Linked DNA regions of Homo sapiens: all the other regions are linked to region 1. Evidence: chromatin contacts called from ENCODE Hi-C or POLR2A ChIA-PET data. All regions are on one chromosome and are shown on one strand. The core of a region is the stretch at or near the end of the contact, and the rest is flanking DNA. Distances in the headings are between cores, read along the strand shown. Region 1 holds the start of MCM7 (minichromosome maintenance complex component 7). Region 2 holds the start of ACHE (acetylcholinesterase (Yt blood group)). Region 3 holds the start of ARPC1B (actin related protein 2/3 complex subunit 1B). Region 4 holds the start of PTCD1 (pentatricopeptide repeat domain 1). Region 5 holds the start of GNB2 (G protein subunit beta 2). Region 6 has its middle 18 kb from the start of TMEM225B.

Evidence for each region. A loop is a pair of places that touch in the nucleus more often than their neighbours do. ChIA-PET counts read pairs that join two places held with the same protein, here RNA polymerase II (POLR2A). Pooled maps may share reads with other maps.
Region 2: POLR2A ChIA-PET joins it to region 1 with 17 read pairs in BJ. The contact joins the promoter of ACHE here to the promoter of MCM7 in region 1. A Hi-C loop is called at or near these places in 1 of 37 single-sample maps with no recorded cell type and 8 of 50 pooled maps. POLR2A ChIA-PET finds 5 or more read pairs at or near these places in 5 of 52 experiments (BJ, CD8-positive, alpha-beta memory T cell, activated B cell and 2 more).
Region 3: a pooled map shows a loop between it and region 1 (6-fold over the local background). The contact joins the promoter of ARPC1B here to the promoter of MCM7 in region 1. A Hi-C loop is called at or near these places in 1 of 37 single-sample maps with no recorded cell type and 9 of 50 pooled maps. POLR2A ChIA-PET finds 5 or more read pairs at or near these places in 4 of 52 experiments (A673, K562, activated B cell and 1 more).
Region 4: a map of naive thymus-derived CD4-positive, alpha-beta T cell shows a loop between it and region 1 (21-fold over the local background). The contact joins the promoter of PTCD1 here to the promoter of MCM7 in region 1. A Hi-C loop is called at or near these places in 1 of 168 maps with a recorded cell type or tissue (naive thymus-derived CD4-positive, alpha-beta T cell), 1 of 37 single-sample maps with no recorded cell type and 10 of 50 pooled maps. POLR2A ChIA-PET finds 5 or more read pairs at or near these places in 2 of 52 experiments (HCT116 and activated T-cell).
Region 5: a map of CD8-positive, alpha-beta T cell shows a loop between it and region 1 (7-fold over the local background). The contact joins the promoter of GNB2 here to the promoter of MCM7 in region 1. A Hi-C loop is called at or near these places in 5 of 168 maps with a recorded cell type or tissue (CD8-positive, alpha-beta T cell, naive thymus-derived CD4-positive, alpha-beta T cell and natural killer cell), 8 of 37 single-sample maps with no recorded cell type and 21 of 50 pooled maps. POLR2A ChIA-PET finds 5 or more read pairs at or near these places in 5 of 52 experiments (A673, GM10248, activated B cell and 2 more).
Region 6: a pooled map shows a loop between it and region 1 (3-fold over the local background). The contact joins the enhancer-like site here to the promoter of MCM7 in region 1. A Hi-C loop is called at or near these places in 1 of 50 pooled maps. POLR2A ChIA-PET finds 5 or more read pairs at or near these places in 2 of 52 experiments (T-cell and activated T-cell).

Annotation. Positions count from the first base shown.
Region 1 is chr7:100,099,723-100,104,499 of GRCh38, reverse strand. It overlaps MCM7 (minichromosome maintenance complex component 7), which reads left to right and starts at 3,103. Exons shown (of 15, transcript NM_005916.5): 1 at 3,103-3,236; 2 at 4,407-4,486; 3 at 4,747-4,777. The coding sequence starts at 3,206. It overlaps AP4M1 (adaptor related protein complex 4 subunit mu 1), which reads right to left and starts at 2,857. Exons shown (of 15, transcript NM_004722.4): 1 at 2,728-2,857; 2 at 2,532-2,620; 3 at 1,719-1,825; 4 at 1,540-1,636; 5 at 981-1,091; 6 at 808-888; 7 at 346-408. The coding sequence starts at 2,785. RefSeq lists enhancers at 2,779-2,828, 2,851-3,403, 3,749-3,908 and a silencer at 3,539-3,638.
Region 2 is chr7:100,892,967-100,897,743 of GRCh38, reverse strand. ACHE (acetylcholinesterase (Yt blood group)) reads left to right here and starts at 1,856. Exons shown (of 5, transcript NM_000665.5): 1 at 1,856-1,942; 2 at 3,492-4,579. The coding sequence starts at 3,512. RefSeq lists silencers at 503-582, 1,805-1,954, 2,015-2,064 and enhancers at 1,419-2,039, 4,311-4,777.
Region 3 is chr7:99,372,647-99,377,423 of GRCh38, reverse strand. ARPC1B (actin related protein 2/3 complex subunit 1B) reads right to left here and starts at 2,694. Exons shown (of 10, transcript NM_005720.4): 1 at 2,643-2,694. RefSeq lists silencers at 1,784-2,423, 2,434-3,313 and an enhancer at 3,614-4,114.
Region 4 is chr7:99,435,964-99,440,740 of GRCh38, reverse strand. It overlaps PTCD1 (pentatricopeptide repeat domain 1), which reads left to right and starts at 1,943. Exons shown (of 8, transcript NM_015545.4): 1 at 1,943-2,049. All of the region lies in intron 2 of ATP5MF-PTCD1 (ATP5MF-PTCD1 readthrough), which reads left to right. CPSF4 (cleavage and polyadenylation specific factor 4) reads right to left here and starts at 1,798. Exons shown (of 8, transcript NM_006693.4): 1 at 1,556-1,798. The coding sequence starts at 1,658. RefSeq lists a silencer at 1,504-1,803 and enhancers at 2,064-2,353, 3,650-4,175.
Region 5 is chr7:100,670,213-100,674,989 of GRCh38, reverse strand. GNB2 (G protein subunit beta 2) reads right to left here and starts at 1,250. Exons shown (of 10, transcript NM_005273.4): 1 at 1,067-1,250. RefSeq lists enhancers at 151-230, 431-640 and silencers at 1,071-1,250, 1,501-1,580, 1,591-1,720.
Region 6 is chr7:99,578,165-99,582,941 of GRCh38, reverse strand. No RefSeq gene overlaps it. Among named protein-coding and RNA genes, the nearest start is that of TMEM225B, 18 kb to the left of the region's middle. Within about 2 kb of position 2,693, at least 9 of the 41 ENCODE cell types and tissues checked have a DNase peak (open chromatin) inside an H3K27ac peak, as active enhancers do.

The DNA of each region.
Region 1 (4,777 bases), core at 1,854-4,353:
CGGGCTAGCGTGCAGTGACTCGATCTTGGCTTACTGCAGCCTTAACCTCCTGGGCTCAAGTGATCCTCCTGGCTCAGCCTCCCAAGTAGCTGGGACAGCAGGTGTACACTACCATGTCTGGGTAATTTGTTTATTTGTATTTTTTGTAGAGACGGGGTCTGGCTATGTTGCCCAGGCTGGTTTCAAACTCCTGGCCCCAAGTAATTCTCCCACCTCGGCCTCCCAAAGCACTGGGATTACAAGCATGAGCCACTGTGCCCGGCCGTTGCTGGGAGTCTTAGCCACCCCACCATGTTTCCCAAGTCCCATCTGTCCTCAGCTCCAGGTTTGGGAGCTCAAACTTACATTAGATGCTATCAGTACAGACAATCTCTCGACCACATCCAAAAAAACTTCATTCTTTTGGCTCTGAGAAAGAGAGAGAATTTGGGTGGTTGGAAGCAGAATAGCCTATGTTCTGAAATGGACAGACAGGGAGAAAGAACAGGACAGTCAAAGCTACAGCTCTAGGGTGAGGACATGGGTGATGGAAGGGATCATCTCCCACCTCCACCCACATCTGGGGGGGTGGGAGATGTGCCAAGATCTTTTTCTTTTTTTTTTTTTTTTTTTGCATTTTTAGTAGAGACAGGTTTTCACCATGTTGGCCAGGCTGCTCTGAAACTCCTGGCATCAGGTGATCTGCCCACCTCGGCCTCCCAAAGTGCTGGGACTACAGGCGTGAGCCGCTGTGCCCGACCTAAGATCTTGGACTCCCGGATCCCAGAGCAAAACCAGAGCGTCTGACCCCATGGATCCTTCCCTCACCTGGTCAGAGCGACTGGACAGGACGGGGCGGCTGGCTGCACTGCTGGGGGCCACTTTGCTCTGTTGTGTCTCAGCCCCAAACTGTAAAGCATCCAAAGCAATCAATCATCAGGTCTGACAACCCCAGCCAACCCCTCTTCTCTTTCCTCACCCTCCTCTTTCCCTCTACTGACCAAGCCAACGCTGCTGAGGTCAAAGAGGCTGAAGGGCTTGCTGACCACAGCTTCCGTCTGGATGAAATTCCTCAGCATCTCCGTGGATGTGGTCTGTACATAGCCATAGTCCTAGTGGTAAAGGAAGGACAGTCTGAGTGATCAGTGGAGGGAAGGGGTAAAGAGGGGGAGTGGGGCCAGGCATGGTGACTCACTCCTGTACTCTCAGCGCTTTGGAAGGCCGAGACGTAGGAGAATGGCTTGAGGCCATGAGTTCAAGACCAGCCTGGGCAACACAGTGAGACTCTAGTCTCTACAAAAAATAAACAATTAGCTAGGCACAGGGGAGGCTGGGGCAGGAGGACGGCTTGAGCCCAGGAGTTCCAGGCTGCAGTGAGCTATAACTGCACCACTGCAGTCCAGCCTGGGCAACAGAGCAAGACCCTGTCTCTAAAAGCAAAAAAAAAAAAAAAAAAAAAGGTAGACTTGGCCTCCTAACCACGGCATCCCACAGTAGAAGAGCAGATGTATCTTCAGGGGAATTGGGTAGGGGCCACAGAAGGGGATTGTTGATTCTCACCAGCACTTCATCCAGGAGTTCGTATACCAGAGCCACATTGCGGGAGATGGTCCCCTCGCCCAGGGAGCCACAGTAATCGCCCAGAAGGGTGGCCAACCTGAGGAAACACTTGGAGCGTGTATTTTCTCCTCCTCTCAGACCCCTCCTAGCTACCAGGTGCCCAGCCCAACCCTCCTCACCTGGAGAGCAGTTCTAGGAGGCTGAAGGGAGAAACGTTTTCTGAAGTTGTGACCACCAAATAGAGGCCGCTGTGTCTGATGTGAATGAAATGACGGCCATGGTGATGCTGAGACACAGGCAGGGAGAAGAGAGGCGTTAAAAAAAGGGAGGTGGAGTGATCAGAACCCAGGAGACCTGAGCTCGGATCCCGATGCCTCTTACTAGTCACAACAGCAGTGCCTTTGGGAGATACATGACATATGCCTGGGCCCAGCTTCCCAATGTGGAAAGGGGGTTAATTACACTAACTACCCCGAGTTGCTGAGGATGGAGTCACGCAGGGAGCTGGGCCTGGTGTGTTGCTGGCGCCCATTGACTCTTTTTTTTTTTTTCCCCACCCCCACCTACCCCGAGAGGGAGTCTCGCTCTGTCTCCCAGGCTGGAGTGCGGTGTCCGGATCTCGGCTCACTGCAACCTCTGCCTCTTGGATTCAAGCGATTCTCAAGCCTCAGCTTCCCGAGTAGATGGGATTACAGGCGCCCGCCACCACGCCCAGCTATGTTTTTTTTTTTTTTGTATTTTTAGTAGAGGCGGAGTTTCACCATGTTGGCCAGGCTGATTTCGAACTCCTGACCTCAGGTGATCCGCCCGCCTCGGTCTCCCAAAGTGCTGGGATTACAGGCGTGAGCCACCGCGCCGGGCCTCACGTTAGCTTTATTTGGCGGAATGCACCCCCCAAGTGGAATCTACCAATGAACCAGTCCTGGGAGGGAGCTGGCGCCCACCCGGCCCGACGGGACCCCGCTCCTCACCCGCCTCCCGCCACTGGTTACCATGACAACCGGGGACTCGTCTCCTGGCAGTCCCGTCAGCTTCCGGTAGAAGAGCTCGGCCACATCCCGGCCGCCACTGTCCCCGCGGACTGGCGGGTGGAAGGACTCAGTGAAGGATCCTGCGACACAGGCTGGCCCTGGGCGCCCCTCCCGCCCGGCCCCTCCGCCCCTTCCCAGCCCCAAGGGTCTAGGATACAGTCTTTGTAGATGAGCGGGTCCCCCTTGGAGGACAGAATGAAGAATTGGGAAATCATGGCCGTTCTGGAGAGTAGACAAGAAGACGGCGAAAGTCGGGCCTGCCCCGCCCTGCGGCCCCGGAACAAAAGAACGCGTGTGCGCTGGCCCTTTAAGAGCGATTCTCCTCCGCCCGCGCCAGCTCGGACCGCGGGAAACCCGGCGCCTGCACTACCCCGCCCGGAGATTCCCTTCCGACGCCCGCACCGCCTCCCCGTCACTCATTCTAGGCCCGCACGGTGATTGGCTTGCGGCTAGCGGGAGGTGAAGAAGGCCGCCTTGTCCGATTGGCCCGCACGCAGTGGCGCCGGTCACGTGGGGGGCGACGTTTCGCGCCAATTTCGGTTGGCCGGCCACAGTCCACCGCGCGGAGATTCTCAGCTTCCCCAGGAGCAAGACCTCTGAGCCCGCCAAGCGCGGCCGCACGGCCCTCGGCAGCGATGGCACTGAAGGACTACGCGCTAGAGAAGGGTACGGGTCTACGAGCCCGGGAGGGCGTCCTGCGCGGGGAGCCTCCCGGGGAACACCTGTTGGTGTGAGCTGGGGTCTTGGGGGACCGGGGTCGGCGGGTTCTGGGGTGCGCGAGGCCAGAGGCAGGGTCGAGCTGCGGCCTGGCTAAGGCCCACGGGGCCTGGGAAGCGTGCGGGGGGCCATCGATGTTGAAGAAAAGCTAGTAATCCCACCTGGTAAAGGTGTTAGGGTCGTGGGGTTGGGGGCTTGGGGGCGCGCTAACCCGGCTGGGGGCTGCACAGGGAAAAGTCGCGCCCAGGACCTCAGGAGAGTCTTAAGGGCTCTGGGCTCCCGTGCCCGCTTTCCTTCGCGCTTTTGGGCATTCCCAGGTTCCCGCGCCCTCCCCAGGCGCGCGTAGGCCCCGGGGGCGGGCAGGCCGGGGCCGCTGCGCGCCGGGATTGGCCGTTTGAGGCCGCCCTCCGAGCGGAAGTGGAGCCGGGCGGAAGTGGCGCGAGGAGGCTGGAGGGAGTGTCGTGTAAACAGTGTCCTTCCGCGCGGCGGCCGCGGAGAGAGCTGCGGCCCGGGGGGGCGTGCCTGGGATCCGGAGCTTCGCTCGGGCCCGGGAAAGGCGGCAGTGGGCTGGGATCGCGGTGTCTCTGGGTGTGATGGCCAATGGCTGGACTGGCTCCCGCCCTGGGCGGAGGAATCCCGAGCTGTGAAGCGGCTGGAATCCGGGCCCATGTGCTTCTTTGTTTACTAAGAGCGGAAGCGATGGCGGGAGCGGGGGTGGGGTGCGGTGGCGGGGTGCGGTGGCGGAGGTCCCGGTGAAATCAGGGGCTAAGGGGACCCAAAGAAGGCGGGGGATCATAGGGGTGGAAAGAAAGCTGAGAACCTTGAGACCGGAGTGTGAGGGGCCAACGGGGAAGGGCGCTAGAATTTTAAACTAAAGTAGGGACCGGAATTCCCCTGGGGAGATGTTGGATGGCCCTGTGCACTGCCACGGGCTCTTTATTCTTCGCTGGTTAGAAACAGACTTGTGAAAAAGAGTTATGCCCACTTTGGGGAGACTTCGGTAGGTTTATTTAAATGCTCATATTATTAATTAGTTCATAGGTCGTGTTTTAAGCGAAAATGGGTATCTAAGATTTGTCTTAAAGTTTGTGTCTTACGGTTTTACATTTCATGTTACAGAAAAGGTTAAGAAGTTCTTACAAGAGTTCTACCAGGATGATGAACTCGGGAAGAAGCAGTTCAAGTATGGGAACCAGTTGGTAAGTCTAAGATTGGGTAAAGGGAATGGGGAGCGGGGTGCTTAAGGAGCCATAAGCAGCAGCTTGGCTTGTTTTATTAAAGACATAACAATTAGAGGGTTTGAGGGCTGAAAAGCGAGTATCGCTCTGTGTGGCGCTGCGTTCTCCCCTGTGGATGCCCAGAGCCTGTGCTGAGTTCTCAGTGATGCATTTTCACATATGAACACTGGTGAGCAAAGTGAATGTGGCTCTGAGGTGTTTCTGTCTCTTCCCCACTTGAGGTTCGGCTGGCTCATCGGGAACAGGTGGCTC
Region 2 (4,777 bases), core at 607-3,106, 790 kb before region 1:
TAGTCTCCAACTCCTGGACTGAAGCGATCCTCCTGTCTCGGCCTCCCAGAGTGCTGGGATTACAGGCACCGCACTAGGGGCCACACGCGGCCCCATCATTTTAATAATTCATAATTACCACGCTTAGAAACCTGCCTCAGATTCATTCCCCCCGCAGCAACACCCACCATCCACCCTCCTGTCCCCTCCCCCATGCACAGCCCTTACATCTGCTCTTCAGGGATCTCAACTAGGGCACATGGTCTGGCCAGTGAGGAGCCTTCAACTAGTGCGGCCAGAACGCTGAAGGCCGGATACAAGGAGCCTCGGTGTCCAGGCAGGGGATTTGGGGTTGCCTGAGATTGGGGCGGGGAAAGCCGGAGACAGTGGGCACAGATGGCGAGGGGTTCACCTCCCCAACACCCCCAACCCAGCCCAGTCTCCGAGGCCCGAGTGGCTGCTTTTTGCGCCACCTGGCGGCCGTCTCCAGCGAGCGGAGCGCGGGTGACCGTGCCTGCGGGACCCGGTTCCCGTGGGGCGAGCGGGCGTGGGGCCCGCCCAGCTTGGAGAGCCGGGAACCGCGCGGCCCAGGGACTGGCAAGACTCCGGATTCAACCCCTGCGAGGCCCCGCAACCCGGTGCCCGCGGTCCCTGGCGGCGGCGCCCGCGTGCCCGAGGCGCTGCGGGGCGCTGCGGGGCGCGCGGCGGTTAGAGCGAGCGTGTGCGCACGCGCCCACCCCACGCCGCGCCCCGCACCGCCGCGCGCGCGCACGCACGCCCGACGCTGGCCTGCGCCGGCCGCTCTCCCACGCGGGGTCTCGGGGGCTCCTGAGCCGGCCGCCTCCAGGAAGCAGGCGCCGCGCGGTATTGCCGCATGCACCTCGGTCGTGGGGACCCCGCTGCAGCAGCCCTGTCCACACGGGTGAACTCCTGGAGGGCGGGGCGGGGGGCAATCTGCGCGGGTCAGGCCCCTCGGAGCAGGCTGGGGGCGCCCGAGCCAGGCCGCTCCCACCTGCCAGCCGCGTGGCCAATGAATGCTAGGCCTGGTGATGTCATGCCCCGACCGGACCCTGGTGACGAAAGTCCGAAGTCACCCGTCAGGGAACCAGCACAGACCCACCCGCGGGGGTTCCAGAAGTTTCCACTGCCGCCGCGGAGTGCGGCCTCGCCCAGCAGCCTTGCGCGTGCTACCACGCTGTCCTGCCTTCTCAGGTGTCCCAAGTCACCCCTTCCTCCCCCAGGGGTCTCCTGTCTCCATGCCCTCCCACCTCATTTCCACTAGCGATCCCATTTTACATCTCCATTCCCACAGGTGTCCTTTCATCCCCAGGAGTGTCCCACGTCACCTTTTCTGCACCCGTGCCACCTGGACCCCTAAGGGGACGGTACTCTGCCACACTCCCACATGCCTCTCCTCCCATGCCACCCGTCTGTGTCGTGGCCGGGGATGCATGACCCCTTGGCCTTGCGCTAACTTCACCAGCCTCGAGCGAGACCGACAGGGTGTCCAAGTGTGTCCGTCCGTCTGTGAAAGTCGTCCCTGCGTTTGTCTGTGCCTGTCACTGCATGAGGTCGTCCGTCTGCGCGTGTCTGTCTCCACGGGCTTCTGTCCGTCTGTCTGTCACGTGGGTGTCTACTCCGCCGCTGCAGGTCTTTGGGTCGCGTCTGTCACTGCGCTCTGTCGTCGGTCGGCGTCTGGCACTGGAGTGCGTCTGGGCCCCGGGGTCTCCGGGTCTCGGCTCCAAGGGAGGGAGAGAGAGGGGAGGTGGCCACCCGGGAGAGCGGGGAGGGGCGGGGGCGGAGACAGTGGGCGGGGGCGGGCGGGGGCGCTGTGAGGCCCGGAGGGGGTGTGTGCGGGGGGCCGGAGGCGGCGGCTGTCAGAGTCGGCTCAGCCTGCGCCGGGGAACATCGGCCGCCTCCAGCTCCCGGCGCGGCCCGGCCCGGCCCGGCTCGGCCGCCTCAGGTGAGTCTCCCTCCCCGCCCGGGACTCTCCTTAAGGCCCGGGTCCGGGGCACCGTGCGCTCCCCGAGGGGTCCAGGCCCCCCTAACGGGACGGCTCCCGCTTCCCCGGGCCTGCCCCGCGCCGCCCTCCGCTGCCCCGCACTCGTCCGGAACTCTTCCCCGGCCGCCTCACACTCACCGACGCCCACGCAGGAGCCCGAGCCCGCGGGAACGGCCGCCGCCTCTGCGCTCCGATTCCCGCGGGGACCCCCGAGCACCCCTTCCCCGATCGCTCCCTAGTCCGGGGCCACTGGAAGACACCCCCTAATTGGGGCGGTACCCGAGCTGCGCAGGTTCCCGGCGCCGGGCTGGGCACCCCCATCCCCAGGGCCACAAGCCAGCGCCCCTGCGCAGCGCCCCGCAGAGGCCCCCTCCGAGGCCCAGGACGCCCCCTCCCGCGGAGACTCCATCTCTATTTTTTGGGAAGGGGAGGCTCGGCGGAAGCCCCGAGTTATAATTAGCGCCACTCGGGTTTCCTAGTTAATCTCCAGCAGCACCACCACCCCCCGCTCAGGGCGGCGGGGGCTGGGCTAGGAGTGACCGGCGGGAGAGGGGGGAGTTCCCACCCGGGGAATTTTGATCCTTTGGCTGGAGATGCCGGAACCGTAGCAGCTGCTGCCCCCAAAATAGCGCCCCCGCCCCTGCAGCCGGGGATCTCCGGAGTCCCGGGAACGCAGGCGTCCCGGCTCGCCCTTCAGGCGGCTCTGCAAGGCCCTCGAGCCCCCAGGCCCCCTCCCCAAGTTCCCGGCTCCTGGCTCGGGGCGGGGAGCGCCGACCTTTTCTCGGTCTCTACTGCCCTCCGCCGGCGGCGGCGTGCACGGCAGCTTCAGACGGATGGGGGGCTCTCGAGTCCTGGGGGACGCGGGCTGGCGAGCCTGTTTGCTGGGGCTGGGCTGGGAGCGTGCGCAGCTGATGGGAACCCGCGGGCATCAGCGCTCGGTGCCAGACATTGGATGAGAAGGGGCAGGGTTGGGTGGGGAGTGGACTAGGCAGGATTTGGGGGACCCCGGGACCTGAGGCTTCCACACCCTGAATGCCCAGCCCACCGCCCCCCAGGGCCCCGGGTCTGGCCGACCCAGGAGAGCGGGGCTGCGCTTCAGGCCGCCGCAAGCTCCCCCAGCGGCGCTGCCCGTCCGTGAGGCCGCGCCCTGTCGGGTGGCCTGTTCGTGGACTGAGGCTTCTGGTGCCCTCACTGCACGAGCTGGGCCCGGCCCAGTTCCGGGAAGAGGTGAGGGCAGTGGACCCCTGCGGAGCAGAGAGGGTGCTCCTCTCTGTTCCCTGCATTTGTCTGGATATGGGTGTCTGCCTGATCTCTTTCCCCTCCTGCCCGCTGGCCTGTGTCCTTGTCTCTGCCTGTCTCCTTCCCTCCCTCCCTCTCTCCCCTCATCTTTGCCAACCTGCCCCACCTCCTCTGCAGCTGAGCGATAACCCTTGGGCCGACAGTGCCCTAATCTCCTCCCTCCTGGCTTCTCGACCGACCCTTCACCCTTTCCCTTTCTTTCTCCCAGCAGACGCCGCCTGCCCTGCAGCCATGAGGCCCCCGCAGTGTCTGCTGCACACGCCTTCCCTGGCTTCCCCACTCCTTCTCCTCCTCCTCTGGCTCCTGGGTGGAGGAGTGGGGGCTGAGGGCCGGGAGGATGCAGAGCTGCTGGTGACGGTGCGTGGGGGCCGGCTGCGGGGCATTCGCCTGAAGACCCCCGGGGGCCCTGTCTCTGCTTTCCTGGGCATCCCCTTTGCGGAGCCACCCATGGGACCCCGTCGCTTTCTGCCACCGGAGCCCAAGCAGCCTTGGTCAGGGGTGGTAGACGCTACAACCTTCCAGAGTGTCTGCTACCAATATGTGGACACCCTATACCCAGGTTTTGAGGGCACCGAGATGTGGAACCCCAACCGTGAGCTGAGCGAGGACTGCCTGTACCTCAACGTGTGGACACCATACCCCCGGCCTACATCCCCCACCCCTGTCCTCGTCTGGATCTATGGGGGTGGCTTCTACAGTGGGGCCTCCTCCTTGGACGTGTACGATGGCCGCTTCTTGGTACAGGCCGAGAGGACTGTGCTGGTGTCCATGAACTACCGGGTGGGAGCCTTTGGCTTCCTGGCCCTGCCGGGGAGCCGAGAGGCCCCGGGCAATGTGGGTCTCCTGGATCAGAGGCTGGCCCTGCAGTGGGTGCAGGAGAACGTGGCAGCCTTCGGGGGTGACCCGACATCAGTGACGCTGTTTGGGGAGAGCGCGGGAGCCGCCTCGGTGGGCATGCACCTGCTGTCCCCGCCCAGCCGGGGCCTGTTCCACAGGGCCGTGCTGCAGAGCGGTGCCCCCAATGGACCCTGGGCCACGGTGGGCATGGGAGAGGCCCGTCGCAGGGCCACGCAGCTGGCCCACCTTGTGGGCTGTCCTCCAGGCGGCACTGGTGGGAATGACACAGAGCTGGTAGCCTGCCTTCGGACACGACCAGCGCAGGTCCTGGTGAACCACGAATGGCACGTGCTGCCTCAAGAAAGCGTCTTCCGGTTCTCCTTCGTGCCTGTGGTAGATGGAGACTTCCTCAGTGACACCCCAGAGGCCCTCATCAACGCGGGAGACTTCCACGGCCTGCAGGTAACTAGTGGCTAGCTGGCGTGAAGCTGGCTCCTCTGGGTCCCAACGGTCCCTCCCCTCCCTGCAGGGACCCAGGCATGAGGGCTTCTCCAGGCCCATTCCCAGAAGTCCCAGAAGTCCTCCCTGAGGGCTCAGATCCCAGGGTGGTCAGCAGGGCAGACAGGAAAGCCACCATGGGTCTATTTTCTCTTTCTCTGC
Region 3 (4,777 bases), core at 1,445-3,944, 730 kb after region 1:
GGAGAATCACTGGAACCCGGGAGGCAGATGCTGCAGTGAGTCAAGGTAGTGTCACCACACTCCAGCCTGGGCAACAGAACAAGACACTGTCTCAAAAAAAAAAAAAAAAAAAGAAAGCACGTATAAGGCAGGCGTGGAGGCTCATGCCTGTAACCCCAGCACTTTGGGAGGCCAAGGCAGGAGGATCGCTTAAGGCCAGGAGTTTGAGGCCAGCCTGGACAACACAGCAAAACCCTACCTCTACTAAACATTTAAAAATTAGCTGGGCATGGAGGAACATACCTGTAATCCCAGCTACTCAGGAGGATCCCTTGAGCCCAGGAGTTTGGGGCTAAAGTGAGTTATGATCAAGCCATGGCACTATAGCCTGGGCAACACAATGAGACCCGGACTCCAGAAAAAAAGAAAAAGACCTATCAATGGATTATGTACAGACATATGTAAGAAACAAACTTTACCGGCATCTATCAGGGCGATTTTACCCAGACCTTTCACCATTCTCCCCCTGAAGCAAGCCTGAGACATTTTTTGTTTGCTTTTTTTTTTTTTTTTGGAGACAGAGTCTCGCTTTGTAACCCCAGGCTGGAGTGCAACGGCATGATCTTGGCTCACCGCAACCTCCGCCTCCCAGGTTCTAGCGATTCTCCTGCCTCAGCCTCCTGAGTAGCTGGGATTACAGGTGCCCACCACCACACCTGGCTAATTTTGTATTTTTAGTAGTGACGGGGTTTCACCACGTTGGTCAGGCTGGTCTCGAACTCCCGACCTCAGGTAATCTGCCTGCCTCGGCCTCCCAAAGTGCTGGAATTACAGGCGTGAGCCACCGCGCCCAGCCTGTTTGCTTTTTACCTTCAGTTTGTACAGGAGGAAACCCAGGCTCAGACAAAAGCAACGATTTGTTCAAAGTCACTCGGCTTCTACTAAATGACGCAGCTTGGGACTCTGACCCCAAATCTTGGAGGCCAGGAAGTTAGGTTCACCTGGGGGAACACTATGATCAAGGTGAGCAACAAACGCACGTTTATACTGTCAGCGCCTGACACGCTGCCAGGTGTCTTGCAGTATTGCATTTCAGCCTCCCAGTCTTTAAGGTTCCCATTTTCCAGATAAGGAAAGTTGAGGCTGGCAGGAGTTGGGTGGCTTACCAGTCACTGGCCAGTGAAGGGAGAAGCTGGCACTCCTACCTAGGTCCCTAAGATTTTATTTATTTATTTAGAGACGGAGTCTGGCTCTGTTGCCAAGGCTGCAGTGCAGTGGTACAGTCTTGGCTCACTGCCAAGGCAGGTTCAAGCAATTCTCTTGCCTCATCCTCCTAAGTAGCTGGGATTACAGGCATGTTACGTGGCTTTTTTTTTTTTTTTTGAGACGGAGTCTTGCTCTGTTGCCCAGGCTGGAGTGCAATGGCGTGATCTCGGCTCACTGCAACCTCTGCCTCCCGGGTTCAAGCAATTCTCCTGCCTCAGCCTCCTGAGTAGCTGGGATTACAGGTGCGTGCCACCATGCCTGGGTAATTTTTGTATTTTTAGTAGAGACAGGGTTTCACCATGTCGGTCAGGCTAGTCTCGAACTCCTGACCTCAAGTGATCCGTCCACCTCGACTCCCAAAGTGTTGGGATTACAGGCATGAGCCACAGCGCCTGGCTACATTTTATTTATTTATTTTAATAGAGAAAGGGTCTCGCAATGCTGTCCATGCTGGCCTCCAACTCCTGGCCTCAAGCGATCCTCCCGCCTGGGCCTCTCAAAATGCTAGGATTCTATGTGTGAGCCACCGCGCCCGGCCGGGATGGGTGGTGGTAGCCTCCGGGCTGCATTGGCAGAGGAGGCAGGGGGAGGTCTGACTCCCCAGGCTTGCACTCCTGATCCCTTCACTGCCCGCGGGTGCAGCCCGGCCCCGCCCCGCCCTAGGCGGCCTGGCTGCTCTCCCAGCGCCTCCGGAAAGGGAGGGGCTGCTCGGATCTGCCCTGGCCGCGGAGCCCTGCAGCTGAGGGGGTGCGTTCCGGGACCCCGCCAGCCAGGCCCGCCCCGTACGGGACCCCTCGGACCTGGCCCGGGGGAGGCGGGTGGGAGCAGCGGGAGCGGCCAGGAGGGCAGGGGCGGGGCGGCAGGAGACGCCAGCTCATTTCCCGGCGGCTGCAACCCGGAAGGCTCCGGGGATGGAGGGGAAGTGACTGGGTGTGGGGCCCCGCCGGCCCGAAGTAACGGGGCTACACCGACCGACCGCGGGGCAAGGCTGGGGATGGGGGCCGGGGAGCAGGGGCGGAAGGCACGAGGCGGAAGCTTGGGGCCGGGGGCTGGGGACGCCCCGAGGGCGCCCGGTGCGCTGGGAGCCCGCGTTTCCACAGTCTGGCCCTGCGGCCACCCCCGCGCCCCCTCCAATCCCAGGGCTCCCTCTCCTTTCCGTGAGCCCCTCGTCCCCGCGCCCCCTCCTCTCCATGTGCCCCCACTCATCCCCGTGCCCCTATTGGGCGGCGCCCCACATCTATGCGTCCTCACTTCCAGGCGCCCCCCGGTCCCCTCCTTGCACCCCCTCTCATCCCTCCAGTCCCGCTCACTCCCAGGCGGCGCCCCACATCTACGCGCCCCCCCACCTCCAGGTGGCTCCCCTGACCCCCACCTCCGGGCGCCCCCACGGCCCTCACCTCCCGCGCCCCGGCCGCGGACTCTGGGCAGTCGACGCGCCGAACCGGCTCTGGGCTCCGCGCCGGAGCAGCAGCCACTTCCTCGTGGGCGGGGGGCGGGGCCTGCCGACCTCAGCCCGGTAGGGCCCGGGGGCGGGGACCTGGGGCAGCGGTCGCGAGATCCAGGTCCCGCCCTCCCTTCGGGGTGGGGGTGCTGCCGGTACCCGCGCAGACGTCGGAGCCCAAGGCTCTGTCCGCAGAAGCCGTCCGCAACCACCGTCAATGCTTTACCAATGGGGAAACTGAGGCTGGGAGCCAGGCGCGCAGCCTGAGCCGCCGCTGGGCTGGACCTCCGAGCCTGGGCCGGGCGCACGGCCCCCGGGGACTGCCGGGCGCAGGGTCGGGGAGTCACGTCCTCTGAGCCCGGACGGCGGGTACTGCGGGCTCCGCGCTCACACGCAGGTGAGCGGCTAGCGAGCCCTGCAGCCCCGTCGGCAGCCAGCGAGGAGCTCCCTTCACGCTGATGCCGGTGGGCGCCAACTGTGCAGGCCCTGGGCGGGGAGCAGGCGGTCCGGGCGTGGCCAGGGCAGCCCGGCCCCGCCCCCTTGGCCCTCCGTGTCCTCGCCACGAAACAGGGGTGCTGTCCCCGGGCAGGGTGACACTGGCCGCCCCTGCTGACGCTGGCCGGCCAGTTAACTTCTTTCCTTTCTGTTTTACGTCAATCGGCTTCACTTCTTTAAGTTACCCGGTTAGCCTTGCAGAGCCGCCTGATTGCGGGTCTTGGGCTAGGTGGTCCCCGGAGTCTTCCCATCCTGACCCTCTGCCTCTTCAGTGGATACGTGGCCTGGCGGCCAGGCAGATGGAAGAGACCCCAGTGAAAACCTTACCTCGGCCGGTCGCGGTGGCTCACGCCTGTAATCTCAGCACTTTGGGAGGCCGAGGCGGGAGGATCACGAGCTCAGATCGAGACCATCCTGGCTATCACGGTGAAACCTCGTCTCTACTAAACAATACAAAAATTAGCCAGGCGTGGTGGCGCATGCCTGTAATCCCAGCTACTCGGGAGGCTGAGGTAGAAGAATCGCTTGAATCTAGGAGGCAGAGGTTGCAGTGAGCCGAGATCGCGCCATTACACTCCAGCCTGGGCGACAGAGTGAGACTCTGTTTCAAAAAAAAAAAAAATTAGCTGCAAGGAGCCCCATGGCGTGATGGAGCGCTGCTGTAATCCCAGCTACTCGGGAGGCTGAGGCACGAGAATTGCTTGAACCCCGGGGGCAGAGGCTGCAGTGAGCCAAGATGGGGCCCCTGCACGCCAGCCTGGCAACAGAGCGAGACTTCCTCTCAAACAACAACAAAAACCTTCCCTCCTCTTCTCTCCTTCAGACCCCTCTCTCTAGTATTTGTGCAGGGTCTTCCTGGATCTCTGGAGATCCGAGGCCAGACTCCCACCCTGTCAGGCTTAGAGGCTTTGACACTCGCTGTTCCTTCTGCCTGGAACACTATTCCCACCCTGTCCTCACCTGCCGACATTGGTTTGTCCTGCAGTATGTGGCTGGGGGTCTCAGGTCGCTTTGCCCCGACACCCTCCCCATTGGAGGTGCCCTTAGCCGCCGCTCTCTTTTCCACTGAATTCGACCCCCTAGGGTAGTTGGGAGGATTAAATGTGTCCAGGTGTGTGAATCGGGTCATACAGTGTGCACACAGGAAGTGCTCGAACTTTTCTGAGCCCCCCCAACCTTGCTGCTCCTGCGTATTTTCTCAGACAGATGTCGGCAACCTCAGCAAACACAGGCGGTGGTTTTAGTTCAAGCAGATACAAAGCTTCAAGGGGTCTGTACCGGCAGCCCTCTTCCCACAGGGACAAGTGTAGGGTAACTGAGGTGACCCTGTTGCTGCTTCCCTGGCTTCCATCCTACTCTTCTGCCGCTTTGTAGATGCCCAGGGAATGACCCCAAGTGGCCCTGAGTGGTCTAAATCAGCTCACGGTGTTCCCTGTCCTGCTGCACTTGTGACCTAAGATGACCCAATCAAAGCAAAGCCCAGGACTTCAGCTGATGATCCAGCGCACAAAGCCCCTTCTGAGCGAGCTGCAGGAATCTGGACTCGTAAGTGGAACGCGGAAGTGGAACAGCAACAAGGGAAGCTGCAGGGAGAGT
Region 4 (4,777 bases), core at 694-3,193, 660 kb after region 1:
CTATCTTGTACAGAACTATCACCATGTAAAGTTGTGGGACAGGCAGGAAAAAAAAAAAAAAAAAAATATATATATATATATATATGCCAGGTGCAGTGGCTCATGCCTATAATCCCAGTACTTCCGAAGGCCGAGGTAAAAGGATCACTTGAGCCCAGGAGTTCAAGACCAACCCTGGGAAACATGATGAAATAGTGTCTCTACCAAGAAATACACACAAAAAAATTTGCCAGGCGTGTTGGTGCATGCCTGTGGTCCCAGCTACTTGGGAGACTGAGGTGGGAGGATTGCTGGAGCCTGGGAAGTCGAGGCTGCATTGAGCCATGATTGCGTCACTGCACCCAGCCTGGGCGACAGAGGGGCCCCTGTCTCAAAAGCAAACAAACAACAACAACAAAAACACATAAAGGGACAGACTCAGAGGTCACATGTGCATGAGAAGGTGTGACCGCCTGAGGGGAGTGAGGCTGCTGGGAGCGGTGGGAGACCCCGCTGGTAGTTGTGGGCGACAGCACACAACACTGGAGAGCTTGCCCGCCTCTGCTATGCACTGAGTGATTGTCAGCAAGTCCCTTCCCCCGCTTGGGTCTCAGTTTCCCCATCTGTGGATTGAACTCAGTGACTTCCACAAGCCCCCAAACTTTAAGGTTATAGCATTAGATTTCAAGTATGTCCAGATAGGAAAGAAGACACAAAGAAAACTACTGGTTTCTTTTAAAGTACAAGATATCCCACCGAGTAGGAGGTGGGAAGCCAGGAGCCACCATATGAAGGGGAGCAGTGAAGGGAGTTCAGGCCAAGGGTCCACACCAGCTGCTGGGTGTGATGAATAACTCAGAGTTGGGGTCCAGAAAAAAGTAGGGACGGGCCAAAAACTAGGGATGAGCTCCCAGGAGAGTGAGTCCTAGAAGGGAGTTTGAGAGTCTAGCTGGGGTCTCCTACAGAAAGGTGGTCCTTCCCTCAGCACATCTCCTCCAACCGCCTAGTTTTGATGAAATCAAGAAGAGACGCTCAACGTAGCGGGTGTGATATCCTAGTACTCTCCTGCAGTTGGGAGAGTGTTGAGGGAGAGTTCCAATCCAGGATAACCCACCCTTATTCAAGAATTAAGCGAACAGACAAGGTCTACCCTCCTACAGATTACCTTTGAACAGCCGCAGAGGGCCAAAGATCCGAGGCAGTGAACTCCTGAGTCCGAGTGAGGGTAAAAGGAGTCCCCAGACGGTGGAAATGGGGGCCTGGGAGTCAGGAGTCCTGAAACCAAGGGGAGCGTCCCGGGATCCAGAAGAGGAGGTCTCAGGATGGAGTGGGAAGAGTCTCGGGACCACAGATGAGGGAGTTCGGTAACTAAAGGGGAGGATCCCAGGACCCGGAGGAGGTGGGAGGGACTCTCAAGACCTAGAGGGAGGAGTCCTGCGACCAAAGGGGAGGGGTCCCAGGATCCAGAGGAAGCCGGGGGAGGTCTCAGGACCGAGGCGAGGGAGTCCCGGGATCACAGAGGAGCGGGTCCCGGGTTCGAGTCGCTCTTGCCCTCCCGCCCGGGCCCCGCGCTCACTGTCCATGCCGGGGAAGGGCAGCGGCTGCGCCCCCAGCTGCTGCTCCACCGCGATCTCCAAGTCAAACTTGATGTGGTCCACGCTGGCGATGATTTCCTGCATGGCGGCGGCGGCGGCCCCACCGGCCCGGCTCCCCCTCGGTCTCCTGCAGCCTTCTCGCCTTTACCCGCCGCCGGCCCCGCCGCACACACTCCTCCTTCGCTTCGCCTCGCCGCCGCCGCCGCCGCCGCCCGAGGGATGCCGGGAGCGCCCGGAGCCCGCGCCGGCCCTTGCGCCTGTCCAGGCACTGCCAATCGAGACTCCGCCGTTCCGCTAGTCCCAGCTAGCCGCCAGCCGAACACCGGCCTCGCCAGAAACCTGAAACCAGCCGCGTGAGTCGGCGACGCGGATTGCGCCTGCGCGCTTGGGGAGAGGGGGACCCGAGGAAGAGACTGGTTCGCCGCGGGGACCGGGCAGGGCTCCCCGTCGGAGTGCACTGCGCCGGACACTTCAAGTGAGTTCCTGTGTGATCCTCGCAGGAGCCCCGGGACCCGGGCCAAGACACGCCAGAGGGGAAGGAAGTGCCCGAGCCGGGATTGGAGCCGGGGGCGTCTGAGGAGGGAAACTGAGGCTGCAGAAGTCCGTGTGGAGAGGGGTCGGCGTTGGCCTGAGGGTCCGGGTGGGCCTCTGAGGAGGGGCGGGTCTCTCCGAGGAAGGACGGCCGCAGCGTGTCTCTAATTCAGGGTTTTTTCTCGCTCTGTGGCCCAGGCTGGAGTACAGGGGTACGATCATAGCTCACTGCAGTCAACTTCTCAGACTCAAGCGATCCTCCCACCTCAGCCTCCCGAGTAGCTGGAACTACAGACGCTGCACCACCACACTTGGCTAATTTTTAAAATTTTATTTTTAATTTTTGTAGAGACGGCGGGGTTGGGGGGGCGGGTGGCGGGTCTTGCTATGTTGCCCAGGCTGGTCTCGAACTCCTGGCCCCAAGCCCAAAGCGATCCTCCTGCCTGGGCCTCCCAAAGTGCTGGAATTGCAGGCATGAGCCACTATACAGCCTAATTCAGGGTTTTTTTTAACCAGGGTGGGGTAATGAGCTTGTGTAGGAACAAAATGCACCCCTATTTTTCTCTATGTGAAGTATAGCATTTCCTTTCCTGATTGCTGGAGCAGCCTTAGCAGTGCCTGAAACTGTGAGGGTGAGTGTAAATGATAGTTCCAGATAACAGTTTGTGCAGGGCCAGGCATGGTGGCTCACACCTGTAACCTCAGCACTTTGGGAGTCTGAGGCGAGAGGATCACGTGAGGTCAGGAGTTCGAGACCAGCCTGGACAGGATGGCAAAACCCCGTCCCTACTGAAAATATAAAAATTGGCCTGGAGTAGTGGCGCGTTCCTGTAATCCCAGCTACTTGGGAGGCTGAGGCATGAGCATGGCTTAAACCCGGGAGGCAGAGGTTGCATTGAGCCGAGATTGTACCACCCCACTCCAGCCTGGTGACAGAGTGAGACGCAAAAAAACCCAGTTTGTGCAGCAACTACAAGGTGGTATCTTAAGCTGTCACTTACATTTATTACTGCTTTGAAATTATGATAGAGTCGGCCGGGCGCGGTGGCTCACGGCTGTAATCCCAGCACTTCGGGAGGCCGAGGCGGGCGGATCACAAGGTCAAAAGATCCAGACCATCCTGGCCAACATGGTGAAACCCTGTCTCTACTAAAAATACAAAAATTAGCTGGGCTTGGTGGCATGCGTCTGTAGTCCCAGCTCCAGGGGAGGCTGAGGCAGGAGAATCGCTTGAATCCGGGAGGCGGAAATTGCAGTGAGCCGAGGTCACGCCTGAGGACAGAGTGAGAGACTGTCTCAAAAAAAAAAAAAGAAAAGAAAAGAAATTATGATAGGGTCTTGTTATTTCATGCATTGAAAATAAGCATCTATACTAGTATAGCAGAAATTTGTTTTTAAAGCATTTTGATGCCATTTCAATATCATTGCTTTTTGTTTTGTAATTCTGTGTATTGTAATTAATGCACGTAAGGCAGGGCATGGAGGCTTACGCCTGCAATCCCAACACTTTGGGAGGCCAAGGCTGGAGGATTGCTTGAGGCCAGGAGTTCTAGACCAGCCTGGCAACATAGGGAGACTCCATCTCTACAAAAAAATACAAAAAATTAGACAGGTATGGTGGTGTGCACCAGTAGTGCTAGTTAATTGAGAGGCTGAGGTAGGAGGATCACTTGAGCCCAGGAGTTGGAGGTTGCAGTGATTGTGCATTTGCACTCCACTGTGCCATCGCACTCCAGCCTGGGCAACATGAAGACCCCATTCCACAAAAAAGAAAATTACATAAACACCATGCTTGTAAGAAGGAGTGGCAGGGCTTGCCAGATGCAGAATGATAAAGGCCCCCTGCACTAGTTTCACAAAAGGTGCTGGTCAGGACAATCATCAATGCGTTACATGGACCTGAGTTCAAAGCCAGCCCAGCCCAAGCTGGCCAGTCTCACCCACTGCACTGCTGCAGGACCCCAGCAAGTCTCTCCCCTTGCTGGGCCTAGTTTTTTGTTTGTTGTTGTTGTTGTTGTTTTGAGATGGAGTCTTGCTCTGTCGCTCAGGCTGGAGTGCAATGGCGCGATCTTGGCTCACTGCAACCTCTGCCTCCCACGTTCAAGTGATTCTCCTGCCTCAGCCTCCCAAGTAGCTGGGATTACAGGGGCACGCTGTCACGCCCAGCTAATTTTTATATTTTCGGCAGAGATAGGGTTCACCACGTCAGGCTGGTCTCGAACTCCTGACCTGAGGGGATCCACCCACCTTGGCCTCCCAAAGTGCTGGGATTACAGGCGTGAGCCACCGCTCCTGACCTACTGGGCCTAGTTTTTAATCTGTTCAATCTGCCATCACTTGTAAGACTTTTCCAATCGCAACCTTCTAATATAACCAGACTCTAAAATACTTTAGGCTGGGCATGGTGGCTCATTGCTGTAATCCCAGTGCTTTGGGAGGTCGAGGCGAGAGGATTGCTTGAGTCCAGGAGTTCAAGACCAGCCTGGGCACATAGCAAGACCCTGTCTCTACCAAAAAATAAAATTAGCCAGGCATAGTGGCTCACACCTGTAGTTCCAGCTACTCGGGAGGCTGAAATGGGAGGATCGCTTGAGCACAGGAGGGTGGGGCTGCAGTGAGCTATGTCTGACCTGAACCTAGGCTTTCTAACCTCTGGGCCCATACTTCTTATT
Region 5 (4,777 bases), core at 1-2,500, 570 kb before region 1:
GACATTTCCCCTCCTTGTAAGTTCAGCTTTCTACGCCAGTGCCAAGGGGTGACCCTCAAAATCGGGGGATGGGGGGTGCGGGCAGAACTCCTTACTCTACCCAACCCCCAGGCCCGCACAAAGCCTCTTCCACCTACTAGCAGCCCAGGCCTGGCGGCACCGCCGGAGGCCCAGGGCAGAAGGAAGCACGGCTGGAGGAAGAAACTGGGGGCGGGGGCGACGTTCTCAGCCCTCGGTCCCCATCACCCCCCAGGGCCCTCAGCAGCCCCCAGACTCTAGGGATATAGCAGCCGGCGCTCCATAGAGAAATGAGGGTGCAACCGCCTCCGCAGGTCTGGCGGGGCTCAGGAGAGTGACGGGAGGGTCCCTGGATCTGGCAGCTGGAAGGCGCGGGCTGGTGCGGCGCTGCGAAGCGCAGTGGGCCTGGCCCTCCAGCCCCTACGACCTCCATTTTGCCTAAAAGAAAGCTGGGCGGGGGGCGGGCGCCTGGGAGCTGGGCTTGGGGTGAGGATCTGTAAAGGGAATAGGGCGCCGAGGGCTCCAGTTTCGGCGAGTGGGGCCAGAAACCACGGGCAGCACCCAAATCGTGGGTAGGGTGGAGACGAAAGGAAGGGTGGCGCGCGGCCTTGCCTGCTTCTCCCCGATTTTGGAGTTGTGCAAGGCGAGGGCCGGCAGGGGTGCGACAGTGGAGGACACGAGGGGTGCTCCCCGGGGGCAGGCGGGAGGGTGGCGGTGGGGAAAGGGGGCGGGGCGGGGCCTAGAGGAAGCCCGGAATTTAGCCCCCCAACTTCCGAGGGAGCAAGAGGCAGTCGGGGCTGGGCTGGGGTCTGGGGTCGGGCAAAAACTTCGCTGATGGTGCGGGGAAGCGCACGCACGGTGGGGGGCGAGGGTTCCCCAGTTCCCCTTCCGGGTTTGGGAGCGACCGGGCAAGAGGGGAAGGGAGCGGAGGTCTGGGGAGTTACGTCCGCTCCCAGGAGGCCAGCCCCGGGAGACCGAAGGAAGAGAGGTTCCCCTGGGGGAAATTGGGGCTGGGGGGCGAGAGGACTCCTTTTGCCAGCGAAGGTACCTGTGGCGGTGGGACTCTGCGGCGGAGGTCGCTGGCGGTGCGCGGGCGGCGCTGTCTTCCTCCGCGGCGGAGGCGGCGGCGGCGGCGGCGGCGGCGGCGGCGGCGGCGCGGATGGATTTCCTCAGTGGCCCCAGCCCCGCCGCCAGCGCTGCCTCCCCAGAGCGGAGGGATCCCGCCCGCCAGTGACGCGGCTGCCGCCGCCGCGCCCAGGACCCGGCTGGGCGAGACCAACTGCCTCGCACTTGGGGGAAGCCAGGAGACAAAACCCCACCGAGGGAGCAAAGACGGGCCCAGTCGCTCCCAAGGTTCTCACCCTACGCTTTGTGGACGCAAACCGTACTCAAAGGGTTTGCTTCACGGAAAGGAGTAAGACATCCCCCCTCTGGGACTGGAGGAGGTGGTACTGGCATATGAGGAGGGTGAGACCGCTCGCTGGTCACGTGATCAGCCTCCCGCCCCGCCTGGAATGGGTGGCTCCAGACTGGGAAGGGGAGTTCGACGCCCCAGTTCCCGGTTGGGCCACGCCCCGGCCCTGAGGAGGCCACGCCCCTCACCAGGGGGCGGAGCTAAAGAGACCTGGACGGGGCCGGCCTCGAGGCTGCTGGAAGAAGAAGCGCGATTCCGAGAAAGTCCCCGAGCGGGAGTGGGTAGGGGCTGATGCGGGCGCCCCGGGAATGCCATGAGAAGGGTCGTGTCCAGGCATTTCCTCAGCCTCGCCCACTGGGCCTTTGTAGACCCCCTTTCAGGGCTTGCCACTGAAATAACAACTCATTTATTGAGAGCCACACTTTTTTTTTTTGAGACGGAGTCTCTCTCTGTCGCCCAGGCTGGAGTGCTATCTCAACTCACTGCAACCTCCGCCGCCCGGGTGCAAGCGATTCTCCTGCCTCAGCCTCCTGAGTAGCTGGGACTACAGGCGTGTGCCACCACACCCGGCTAATTTTTTGTATTTTTAGTAGAGACGGGGTTTCACGGTGTTAGCCAGGATGGTCTCCATCTCCTGACCTCGTGATCTGCCTGTCTCGGCCTCCCAAAGTGCTGGGATTACAGGCGTGAGCCACCGCGCCTGGCCCGACACTTATTTTTTAATTGGAGTACAGTGACGCGATTGTAGGTCACTGCCACCTCAATCTCCTCGGCTCAAGTGATCTTCCTGCCTCAGCCTCCCTAGTACCTGGGACCACAGGCGTGCCCCAGCCACCATGCCCAGCTAATTTTTAAATTTTTGGTAGAGGTGGGGTCTTGCTATGCTGCCCAGGCTGACATATGTTAAGTCTCACAATACTGGGAAATTAAGTGCTAACATTCTCCCCATTTTCTTTTCTTTTCTTTTTTTTTTTTTTGGAGACAGGGTCTCACTCTGTCGCCCAGGCTGAAGTGCAGTGGCATGATCTCGGCTCACTGCAACCTCCGCCTCCTGGGTTCAGGCGATTCTCCTGCCTCAGCCTCTGGAGTAGGTGGGATTACAGGCGCCCGCCACCATGCCCAGCTAATTTTTTTTTGTATTTTTAGTAGAGACGAGGTTTCACCATGTCGGCCAGGCTGGTCTCAAACTCCTGACCTCAGGTGATGTGCCCGTCTCGGCCTCCCAAAGTGCTGGGATTACAGGCGTGAGCCACCGCGCCCAGCCTTCTCCCCATTTTCTAATAGTGGAAAGAGACCTGAGGCTGCAGAGTTTAGATATGAACCCAGGCAGCCAAAACTTTACTGTACATTCCAGTTTATCTGTATGAGCCTCTAGATGAACCCCTTCCTCCAGGGACCTTGCCTGTAAAGGGACAAGAACGTAGGTCTAGGCCTCAGTTTCCACATCTGTTAAATGGGGATGTTGACAGCATCTGCCCTCCAAGTCCCGGATTCTTACTGAGAACCCCATCGATTGTGGAAATGCTTTGGGAAGTTCAAGGCAACGAATAGCCTTCACTGAGTCCTTGTAATTTGAAAGTATCAAAACACGCAGCCATAAGAAAGAACGAGATGGGGCTCACGCCTGTAATCCTAGCACTGTGAGAGGCCGAGGCGGGTGGATCACTTGAGGTCAGGAGTTTGAGACAAGCCTGGCCAATATGGTGAAACCCCGTCTCTGCTAAAAATACAAACATTAGCTGGGCGTGGTGGCACACACCTGTAATCCCAGCTACTCAGGAGGCTGAGGCAGGAGAATTGCTTGAACCCGGGAGGCGGAGGTTGCAGTGAGCCAAAATCACACCACTCACTGCACTCCGGCCTGGGCAACAGAGCAAGACTTTGACTCAAGAAGAAGAAAGAAAGACAAAAGAAGAAAAAGTAAAAGAAAGAAAAGGAGGGAAGGAAGGGAAGGAAAGAAAAAAAGAAAGGAAAGAGAAAGGAAGAGAGAAAAAAGAAGAAATCATGTCCTTTGCAGCAACATGGATGCAGAAAAGAGAGAGAGAGAGAAAGAGAAAGAAAAGAGAGAAGGAAGGAAGGGAAAGAAAGAAAGAAGAAACAAAAGAAAAGAAAAGAAGAAGAAATCGTGTCCTTTGCAGTAACATGGATGCAGCTAGAGGCTTTTATCCTAAGTGGATAAATTTCTGCAGGAACAGAAAACCAAACACTGCATGTTCTCACTTATAAGTAGGAGCTAAACACTGGGTACTCATGAACATAAAGATGGGAACAATAGACACGGGGGATTACTAGAGGGGGGAAGGGTTGAAAAACTACCTATTGGGTACTGTACCCCAGGTGACGGGATCAATTGTACCCCAAACTTCAGCATCACAAGATATACCCATGTACATGGGTACATTCATGTGCACATGAGTCAGAATCTAAAAAGATGAAATTATATTTTAAAAAGTATCAAAACATACTCTTCATTTAGTCTCTGTGAAAGACATTACAAATCACTTTTCAAAAACAATTGTTTTTTCTTTTTTCTTTTTTTTTTTTTTCTGAAATGGAGTCTTGCTCTGTCACCCAGAGCTGGAGTGCAATGGCACAATCTCGGCTTACTGCAACCTCTGCCTCTTGGGTTCAAGCGATTCTCCTGTCTCAGCCTCCCGAGTAGCTGGGATTATAGGAGCATGCCACCAGGCCTGGCTAATTTTTGCATTTTTAGCAGAGATGGGGTTTCATGTTGGCCAGGTTGGTCTTGAACTCCTGACCTCGTGATCTGCCCGCCTCGGCCTCCCAAAGTGCTGGGATTACAGATGTCAGCCACCGTGCCCAGCCTACAATTGTTTTTTCCAAATCGAATATGTTATGAACATAGTAGTTGTCTTTGTAATGGGTACACACACTCACACACACAGAATGATCTGCCTGGTGGGGCAGGGAATTGTAAACATGCCAAAGGGAAAATGAAAAAAGAATCCTGTAGGTTTTCATTATTTTAGGCAATTATGTCCATATCACTTACAAAGCTATTGCCAAATCTGTCTAAGGAAGCAGAGTTTGAAGGTGGGCCGGGGGGGACATCTGGGAGAAATTCGAAAATGGCATAACAGAGCTCTCAATATGAGAAACAAAAGCCCAATATTTTTTTAAAGAAAATATAAACAATCGTATTCGTAGTTAGATGCAAATTCTATTTATGCATACCTGCCAATTCAGTGACATATAAGCAATAGATAACAGATGTCAACTACACATGAGAATTTGGGAGGGACCTCAGAGATAATTACGTTGATTTCCTCAATCTGTAGATGGCCACGATGACTTCCCTAAAGTCACTTAACAACAAGCAGCGCA
Region 6 (4,777 bases), core at 1,444-3,943, 520 kb after region 1:
ATGATATTGTTCCAAATATCCAGATGGGGAAAGGATGATATTACTCCCAATATCGCAGAAGGTGTACACCACCCCTGTGATATTGTCCCTAATAATTATGGTAGGAGAGGATGATGTTACTCCCAATATCGGAGAGGGTGTACAACCCCCATGTGATTTTGTTCCTAATATCCAGGAGAAGAGAGGACAATATTACTTCCATTATCACAGGGGTTGTACGCCCCCACTGTGATATTGTTCTTAATATCCAGGAAAAAAGGGGATGATATTACTCCCAATATCACAGGGGGTGTACACCTGCACTGTGATATTATAACTAATGTCCAGGGTAGGAGAGGATGATATTACTTCCAATATCGCAGGGGGTGTACACCCCCCCGTGATACTGTTCCTAATATTAAGGATGGGAGAAGATGATACTATGCCCAATATCGCAGAGAATGTACACCTCGCCCCCCGTGATATTGTTTCTAATATCCAGGGGGAAGAGGATGATATTATTCCCAATATTGCAGGGGGTATAAACCCCACTTGAGACATTTCCTAATATCCAGGGGGAGAAAGGATGACATTACTCCCAATAGCGCAGGGGGTGTACACCCCTACTTTGACATTGTGGTTAATATCAGGGAAAGAGAGGATGATGTTAACCCCAATATCGCAGGGAGTGTACACCCACCCTGTGATATTGTTTTTAATATTGGGGGGGGAGACAATATTACTCCCAGTTTTGCAAAAGGTGTACACACATCCAGGGTGGTAGAGGATGATATTACTTCCAATATTGCAGGGTATCCTCCTTCTGATATTGCTCCTAATATCCAGAAAGGGAGACGACAATATTATTCGCAATATCGCAGAGGGAGTACACTCCCCTATCATATCGGTGTACTTTTTTTTTGTGGGGCAGAGGGGCGGGAAATGGAGTCTAACTGTGTCGCCCAGGCTGGAATGCTGTGGCACAATTTCAGCTCACTGCAACCTCCACCTCCCAGGTTCAAGCAACTGTCCCACCTCAGCCTCTCCGAGTAGCTGGGACCACATGCACACACCATCAGACCCGGCTAATTTGTTTTTCATTTTTAGTAGAGACAGGGTTTCACCATATTGGCCAGGCTGGTCTCAAACTCCTGACCTCAAGTGATCTGCATGCCTCAACCTCCCAAAGTGCTGGGATCACAGCCGTGAGCCACCGTGACTGGCCCCAACTTCATTTTCTTTAAATGGCCATACACCTGATAATGGTGGGACAGCAGACTGAAATCAAAATGTTATAAATCTTTTAACTTCCATTTCTCTTAACAGGTGGCTGACCTGTCCATTGTATCCACTCTCAGAGTTTATGCCTTGGGTAGAAAAATGCCACTTTCCTAACGATGAAGGAGAGTGTGAGTAGGACAAGAGTCCACTCTTCTTGTACTTGGCTCATGGGACATACTTGGCTGGGTTCGTGCATTTATTCATTCACACATTTACCTAGCTTCTCCAAATGCCAAGCAAGTTAACAGGTGCTGGTATAACAGATCCTCACAATAGAGCTAGACAGCACTGCTGCAGATTTGTTCCACACAGCGAGAGAGGAAACAGGCTTTACTGACATGGGCTACAGCTTGAGGTTACAAAGAAGAAAAAAACAAAATGTCATGGCCAGACACAGTGGCTCACACCTGTAATCCTAGCATCTTGGTAGGCCAAGGGGAGAGGATAGCTTAATATCAGGAGTTCAAGACCAGCCCAGGCAACATAGTGAGACCCTGTCTCTAAAAATAAATAAATAAATAAATAAATAAATAAATAAATAAATAAATAAATAAAGCCGGGCGTGGTTGTGTGGGCCTGTAGTCCCAGCTACTTGGGAGGCTGAGGTGAGAGGATCACCTGAGCCCATGAGGTCGAGGCTGCAGTGAGTTATGATCATGCCATTGCACTCCAGCCTGAGCAACAGAGTGAGACCCTGTCTCAAAAAAAAAAGGTGGGGGGTGGAGAAAGGGAAGGAAGAGAGGGAAGGAGGGAGGGAGGGAGGACAGAAGGAAAGAAGGAAGGAAGGAAGGAAGGGAAAAAAAAAGTCACTAGTCTTGCACCACAACGCTTCTAAGTGTAAGGCTAATCTTGTCCATCTGATCTGAGAGCATGGTCAGAGGGACAAATAAACTCTAAATTTTGTCTAAGCCACAAAGATCAGCCGGCTAGATTAGCTCCTCCCCCTTGCTCTTCCGAGGCCCCTGCCCTGGGGCGGACAAATGGAGTCTGGGGACCTCTCCGTGGGCTGGATCCAATCTCCGATGCTGCTGCAGCGCCAAAATCTCGACACATTCACAACACGATGCTAGAGACGGGCAGTCACTTCAGGAAAGGGAGAGAGAGGGCAGGTACAAGGGCAATGGTAGGCGGAGCTTTCCCAAGAAGGGTGCCCAACCGAGAAGGCGTTAGAAGCTGCGTTCTTTCTCCAGGAGGGGATGGACGAAAGCAAAGACCCCTGACCGTGACTGCAGGAACTCTGCCAGGCCCTTAGAAACCGGCGGCGGGCCCCGCCCCTGCGATCAGAAGCCCCGCAAGCTGGGCCCCGCCGCCAACTGCGTTTCCAGCCGCTACGGGGCCGACCCCTCCTCCGTTCTCCGCACTGGGGCGCACAGCTAGCCCACCCACCCTAGGGGGCGCATGGAAACCGCGTGGTCCGCTGCGCGCACTTCGGAGTCTCTGGGCGGCTCGGAGGCCTCATTTCGATCGCGGTCCCTCCAGGAGCCGCCCCGGTCCAGAGAAGGATAGGATGTGGACTCCCCAAGGGAGGACTGCAGGAAGATGGAACGGGATTTCTTCACCTGCCCTTCATCGCCTAAGTGGGCCTAGACTCTAACTGGCTGTCCCTTCCGTGTCATCGCCACGGTCCCCATGTGAACCCCGTTTGTCCTCCCCTCTTCCTGCCCTATGTCGCCTCCCCCCACTCCACCTCCTTTCGTGACCACTGGCCGGGTTGACCCTGCGGGGCCCGCGCTCTTCACCCACAGGCCAGCCTGTCCTCCTCTCCCTGTGTGCACCCCAACATCTCCCAGCTTGGCCTGGAGCGTGTATTAGGTTGGTGCAAAAGTAATTGCTGTTTTGCAATTTTTTAAATGGCAAAACCGCAATTACTTTTGCACCACCTATAAATAGGCAGGGGGAACGGGCAAGAAAAGCCTTAGAGAAGGGGCCAAGAGCCAACCACCTAGCCGGCCAGGAGTATGGGTTTGCCAGAGGCATGAGATGTATTGAAGCAGAAAAGGAAGAAAAAAGATTAAGGAGACAAATTGTTCGTGATAAGGGGTTTCCTGATAAACTCAGAAACAGCAACTACCAGTTATGGAGCACTTAAACTGACACTATCTCATTAATCCTCACAACGGTCCTGTGCAGGTGGTGGTTTTGTTTTTTACCATCCTAAATGCCAGAGCTGCACTTGGTATGTAACAAAGGCAGCATTTGAACCCTGGCCTGCTCATACCAGAGCGAGGGCATCTAACTGCACCCACAAAGGACAATGGAGGAAGACTGTGTCATTGTAATATGAGCAAATGGGGAAAAGACAAAACAAATGCTTTCATTATGCCCAGGTTGTAAATGTATAAACATAAATGAAACACACATACAAGAGGCTAACCGTTTTTGTTTTTTGTTGTTGTTGTTTTTTTAAAGGCAAGAGTCTCACTCTGTCGCCCAGGCTGGAGTGCAGTGGCGCAATCTCGACTCACTGCAACCTCTGCTTCCCAGGTTCTAAGCGATTCTCCTCCTTCAGCCTCCAGAGTAGCTGGGATTACAGCACCACCACGCCTGGCTAATTTTGTATTTTTAGTAGAGACGGGGTTTCACCATGTTGGCCAGGCTGGTCTTGAACTCCTGACCTTGTGATCCACCCGCTTCAGCCTCCCAAAGTGCTGGGATTACAGGCGTGGGCCACCACACCCAGCCATAGCTAACAGTTTTCTAAAAACAGAGAGTAAATAGGAAGTGTCCACAAAATAAAGCTTTAAATGTATGTAGTTTCTTTATTTGTAAAGGGTGCCATTTGTTTGAAATCGTTCTTACACTCTTGGATTAAAACACCGGTTCCTTCACACACTTGTATTTTGAAGGGAATATAAAATGTGATTCCCTCACACCTGTAATCCCAGCACTTTGGGAGGCTGACGCGGGTGGATTACCTGAGGTCAGAAGTTTGAGACAAGCCTGGCCAACATGGTGAAACTCCGTCCCTACAAAAAATACAAAAATTAGCCAGGTGTGATGGCAGGTGCCTGTAGTCCCAGCTACTCAGGAGGCTGAGGCAGGAAATACTTAAACCTGGGAGGCAGAGGTTGCACTGAGCCAAGATCACATCACTGCACTCCACCCTGGGCGAGAGAGCAAGATTCTGTTTGAAAAAAAAGAAGAAAAAAGTGGTTTCATATGATACAAATGTTAGAAAAAGGACAGATGTCAGTTTGCTGACTCCAGCAGAGTTACCTTTCGGGTGCTAGTTCCCACCACAGCCCAGGATGCCAATGTTTTCTCTAGTTACATGTTAAGATCTCCAAATCCAGGGCATCCCTCCTGAAACAATGCCAGTCCTACACTGCTAAATGTTTACTGAATGAATGGATGAATGAAGGCAACATTTTTAGATGTGGGAATCCTATAGTGCTTGGTTCTCTAATCCCTAGGGGCCTCCTTTGAACTTGGTTCTTCAACCTCCTCAGTTGCCCACATACTACATCCTACAGTGAGGCATTTCTCCATACCTCACTTATTACCTGGAAAGTGCCAT